2 separate regions of the Homo sapiens genome follow, and region 2 is linked to region 1. Evidence: chromatin contacts called from ENCODE Hi-C or POLR2A ChIA-PET data. All regions are on one chromosome and are shown on one strand. Each heading gives the region's core, a stretch centred on a gene start or an enhancer-like site at or near the end of the contact. The rest is flanking DNA. Distances are from core to core; before and after follow the strand shown. Region 1 has its middle 460 kb from the start of LINC01911. Region 2 has its middle 180 kb from the start of ACVR2A.

Region 1 (2,771 bases), core at 135-2,634:
TCTCTCAAACCTCTGCCAGTTCTTCCAATCATGAGCCAAGAAGTAAACTTAGCAAAATATATTCTTCCATCATCACTGCCTCTCAACTGCCTGAAAGGGTCAAAAGTGATATGACAACAATGTGCTTTTGAACCTGCAAAGTTCTTTAAATAAAAGGCAAAATCCTAATATAATCCTACAGCATTGACATAGGAGAAAATTACTATAATTATGCAAATTAAAATAAGTCAACAAGTTTCAGAACACAATGCACGATAAGTAATGTTTTTAAAAATAACAGTAACTGAGCCTGGTCATTTGCACTTAATAATAGGCTCAGGAGGGAGCCTAGTGTCTGAGAAGAAACAGCCGTGGTAATAGATATATTGTGGTTTTGATAGGTTCTCTCCTGTAGTTTTATTTCTGTATTTGCTTTAGATTATAGAAAGCTCCCAGAGTGCCCTGCTATTGAAATTCCCATCATTCCCAGGGCTTTAATTAAGTCATTGGATTTGACAGAACTTGAATTGAGGAGGCCTACCACTATGTCAGTTTATGCCAGGGTGATATTATCAGGGCCCTGGCAACTATGTGCTCAGGCTTTAACTTACGTATGGAGCTGTCTCGCTGTGAAACATAAGGCACACATGCCTCCATGTGATTTTAAAAGGCATTGAATATGGTCTACTATGGCAGTAAGGTCTTCAAAAAATCCAGAAGACAGGATGATACAAAGTGGATATTTTGGCATCATGGAGCAATGAGCTTTGAAATCAGAAGCACCCAGCCTTAAATCTCATACCTACCATTCATTAGTGGGGTCATCTCAGGAAGTGATCCAAATTTTCAGAGCCATGAATTTCTGTTTTGAAAAATGAGAATAATCCCAGCTATCATGGGAGTAATGTGAAAGTTAAATGTTAAAAGGTCAATAAGCCCTGAGCCTAGCAGGTATGTGGTAGGAGTTTAATAAATATTATTTCCTTTTTATTCACCTAATTTGAAATTAATCATTGCTTGTAGGAGTAGTCTTCCATTTCTTTCCACCTGTGAATCTTTGAGATATAGGTGTTATTTCTTGGTTTTAGAACAAATTTGGCCCTGAGAGCCCAAGGTCAAGGTTGGCTAGGGTTGTAACCATTTTCATTTAATTTTAGAAACAAATAAAATGCCATTTGCAGCATGTTGGCATTGTGGCTTCCCTCTCATGGCTCCATCCATCCCACATATACCTCGCTGAATAACAGGTGTCAGTGTTTTACCCCAGCAAAGCTGGAAGCAGCTGTAGCAACGTGCTAGTAGAATGGCAAATGTTGATCATGTATAGTGATTTGCGGTTTTTCTCTTTCTTTATGAAGCCTCTTGATGCAAACCAGCACCCATTTCCAGAGAAACAGGAAACACACCCATTTCACAATGAGTAATAGAACTTACTTTAGTCCAAACCAAATCTAAGACTAAAGTTTGGGTATACAGAAAGTGTTTGATTTAGCACATGTTGTTCACAGCACAAGCACTTTAAGATCAAAAGTTTCATTTCTTTCATATGTGTTACTTTTTTCTATGCAAGCACAAGACTTTTCCATGTGTTTCATTATTGTTCGGGGAAAAAAAATTAACATGCTGGATCAATGGAAACATTTGTCTACTAATAAGAAAATTAGAAAAGGAGTGAATAGGTCAGGCCTAGTTGGGCTATACACCCTCTACAAAGCCAGCAGACAAAGTTGCTCCCTTTCAGCCCCTAAGAAGAGTATCCAACCTTGTTGAACATTAAGCTTCTTCCTAGTATTTATTCATCTGGATAGAGGTACAATATCCTGACAGGTTAGAGCCAGTCCTGGCCAAAATTGGGATATAGAAAAGCTTGATCCTCTCAGGGTACTTTTCTCACATTGTGGCTTTCCTTTCTTTTTCCTGGCTACCCGGTCATGGAATTCTCTCCTTAGCAGGACCTGGACTCCTATTTTTCCTCTATCTTCCTCCTCTTATAAAAGTCTGATATCCGTCGTCATCAATGTTAATGACTGCCAAACTTCTTCTAGAGATATTTATATATGAACAGAGATAATTCTTTGAACATATTTCCTAAAGTTGGATCTTAAGTAACAAATATATGTGAATAAAATGTTTTTGGGCAGAGACCCACCCTTTCTCCATTATTCAAATTATATCACATGAAATAATAAGATGCCACAGAAAAATGGGGACAGGAGCTAGTTCTTTTATGAACTTGCACTTAAATTGCGTCATGTTAAACTATGATGTATGTTCAGTTAAAAGATCATTAAAGTAGATCCTAAAGTGCATGATGTATTAGCTTATGGTAGAACAACACTCCCACTGAGAACAATAGAAAAATGGGACAAAATATAAAAAGGATGTATTTGAAGAATTTGGTGAACAGTTGAGGTAACTTAGGGGCCAAGTTACTAGAAAAGAAGGTAATTATTGAGAGATGAGTTGATATTTTGTGAGCTGCTTTCCTTCCAGAGATATTTATCATTCTTGGCCAGTGGAGAGAGTCTAAAAATCCTAGAGGGGTTTGCAGCTAAGAGGCAGAGAAGCCAGCAGAACTTCTGATAAATCCACAATGCAAAGAAAACAATTAAAGCTCAGGGTTATGAAGGCTCCTAGGACTTGAGAGACCAAGATGCTGGAGAGAGGGGAGATGCTCGAGGGGCCAAGATGCTAGAGATACCCAACCTTTACAGATCTTCCCTTGAGTTTTTGTGGAATTCTTAAGTTGGGCAGAGGAGGAAGTTAAGAAGCAAACCAGAAAGTCACACTCT
Region 2 (2,771 bases), core at 93-2,592, 370 kb before region 1:
TAGTAATTGATAGATATAGATTAATAGATACTGTCAAGGATTTTAATACAGGTTGAGCATCCCTAATCTGAAAATTTGAAATCCAAAATTCTCCGAAATTTGAAAATTTGTGAACGTCAACATGATATCACAATTGGAAAAATCCCACACCTGACCTCAGGTATACAAGCTTTGTTTCATGCAAAAAATTATTAAGAATATTGTATGACATTATCTTCAAGCTGCACGTATTAGGTGTATATGAAACAAATGAATTTCATCTTTAGACTTGGGTCCCCATTTTCAAGATATGTCATTATGTATATGCAAACATTCCAAAATTTGAAAAAAATTAAAAATCTGAAAAACTTTTGGTCCCAAGCATGTCATATAAGGGATGCTGAGCCTGTACTATAAACATAGTCATGAAAAATGGGAACTTTCTTGAACTAACGCTGATGACTTTTCTAAAACTTTTCAGCAAGGGGGGAAAGAAAGCCCCAGAGGCAGCCCCTGAAAGGGAGAAAGTGAGGAGGCTGGGTGGGTTGCTCTGTAGGTTTTCTGTATGAAAGCGAAGCCTCTCCCTACCCCACCTCCCTGGGCTCTGGTGAGTTTTAGGATACCTTGCTGGGTGACACAGTCCTCTTTAAAGAGGAGCTGACAGAGGACAAACACCCAGTACACCTTCTGGAGTCTAAATCTCATTTGACAGTTTTTCTAGAATGCCTGTCTTTCCTAGTAAAGCTTGCTCTGACAAATGCTAAGTAGACTGCCAGAGAAAATCGCTGAGCTTTGTGGATGTTGGTCAGGTGGGTCAGAGTTGATGGCATTGTGTCATAGTCATTTTCCATCATCAAAGGAGTGAGGAAGTACTGCTCAAAAGATCCATTTTGCTCTGTCTTGCGTAGCTATGCTTTAGAATGCTGCTAGAAATCTAAGAAGGGCTGTTAGTCTCTGTTCAGATCTCTAGGAAAACTTTCTGAGATTGTGAAGAGGTACTGAACATCTAAGTCCTTTCTTAAGACAGTAAGTCAAGGTGATATACAGATGCTGAGAAAGGCACACACAAGCAGATGTGAGGAATATCAGTTTCACTTTGTAGTCAGCACAGTGCTGTGCTCTGAAGAAGGAAGTCATATACCAAAGCCCACATAGGGAATCCCTGTCGTTATGATGGGAATCTTCCCTAATGAATCAGAGGTGGAAAGTGGCTTTGTAGTCACATTGCCTGGATTTGAGAGTCCAGCTTTGTTATTTACCTGCTGCATGATCTCAAGCAGGAAAACTTAGTTGATGAGCTTAGTTTCCTGTCTTGTAAGATGGAAGTGATAATAGTGCCAACCTCACAGAGTTGTGGTGAGGACTATGTGAGACAAAATATGAAAGGTTTTTGATGAAGCACTGAGTGCATAATGAGATCTGGGTAAATGGTGGCTGAGTGATTTCTGTAGTCCGTGTTGATCCTTAAGAGCCAGGTAGTAAGCAATAATAGTCGAGCTTGTCCTATGAGGGAATGGCTGGTAGGATGCTGTATTGACAAAAGATGAATCTTTAGGGGAAATTAAATTTCTGCTTGTTCCGCTATCAGGCTTGCACTGACTGTAGATAATGCCATAGTGAAACTGAATTGTCCTGAGAGTCCTTTATGCTCACCTATCCCTGTTCTCTCAAGGCTGAACCACAGTCTACTGAAGAACAAATTTGTTCAACTGTAGTAGCTGCGTGGCACATTCACTGCTCCAGGATAACCATTCATTCAATTGGCTAGAGTCTGGGCATGATGGTAAACTTTGGATGATGTAGAGGCTGAGAATTTCAAGGCTAGTGGTCACTGATGACCATTACCATGGTTTTAATAAGTATGTGTCTATATAGTGTGTGTATGTGTGTTCATGAGAAGGGTATCTGGCTTTTACTCCTCCTTTAGTTGTTCAGTCTTTCAGCAAATATTTACTGACTGTGCCCACTGTATGCTAGGCACTGTGCTCTAAGTGTAAGTAGTGTAGACATGCTCTTACTGTTATCTGCAAGTAGATTCATTTCTTAATCCTTCTCTGCAAATTCTATTTCCAGGTACCCTTGTCAATTGGCTTCTTGGTATATTTGACTAATAAGAGACACTAGAAGGAGATAATAGAGCAGGAGGAAGAGGAGGAGCAATGGTATTTCTTACTGTGTCCCCCACCTACCACTTTGGGAAGTGGCTACATCTTCTCTGTGTTCCAGCTCCCATGGTAGCTTCTGCCGTGAATCCAGCTTCCACAGGCAGCCCAGGCCTTGGGATTGTGTGAGAGTCCTTTCTTTCTTTGTTCCTCCAGCCCTAAAAATGGTAGCAGCTTTTTGCTCTTGCTTAAATCTGGGTTGTTTCACTCTCAGTATCTCCAACACTTTTGTAACTAGTTTCCTAAATTAAATTCCTTCCGTTAGACTATCTGGTATGGTCTCTCTTTACCTGACTAGGCTTTGAGGGTTATGATATGGTTTGGCTCTGCATCCGCACCCAAATCTCATCTAGAATTGTAATCCTCAGGTGTTGAGAGAGGGACCTGGTGGGAGGTAATAGGATCATGGGGGCGGTTTCTGCCATGCTGTTCTCCTGATAGCGAGTGAGTTCTCACAAGATCTGATGGTTTAAAAGTGTGGTACTTCTCTATCTCTCCTGCTGCTGTGTAAGATGTGTTTTGCTTCCCCTTCACCTTCTGCCATGAGTGTAAGTTTCCCAAGGCATCCCCAGCCATGCAGAACTGTGAGTCAATTAAACCTCTTTTTTTAAATAAATTACCCAGTCTCAG

What was found. Hi-C counts contacts between places; a loop is a spot of excess contacts on that map. ChIA-PET counts read pairs that join two places held with the same protein, here RNA polymerase II (POLR2A). Pooled maps may share reads with other maps.
Region 2: a loop to region 1 is called in a map of naive thymus-derived CD4-positive, alpha-beta T cell, with 9 times the contacts of the local background. The contact joins two enhancer-like sites. A Hi-C loop is called at or near these places in 3 of 168 maps with a recorded cell type or tissue (CD4-positive, alpha-beta memory T cell and naive thymus-derived CD4-positive, alpha-beta T cell) and 9 of 50 pooled maps. POLR2A ChIA-PET finds 5 or more read pairs at or near these places in 1 of 52 experiments (CD4-positive, alpha-beta memory T cell).

Annotation. Positions count from the first base shown.
Region 1 is chr2:147,296,569-147,299,339 of GRCh38, reverse strand. No RefSeq gene overlaps it. Among named protein-coding and RNA genes, the nearest start is that of LINC01911, 460 kb to the right of the region's middle. RefSeq lists an enhancer at 1,557-1,666. Within about 2 kb of position 1,384, at least 2 of the 41 ENCODE cell types and tissues checked have a DNase peak (open chromatin) inside an H3K27ac peak, as active enhancers do.
Region 2 is chr2:147,662,187-147,664,957 of GRCh38, reverse strand. No RefSeq gene overlaps it. Among named protein-coding and RNA genes, the nearest start is that of ACVR2A, 180 kb to the left of the region's middle. Within about 2 kb of position 1,342, at least 5 of the 41 ENCODE cell types and tissues checked have a DNase peak (open chromatin) inside an H3K27ac peak, as active enhancers do.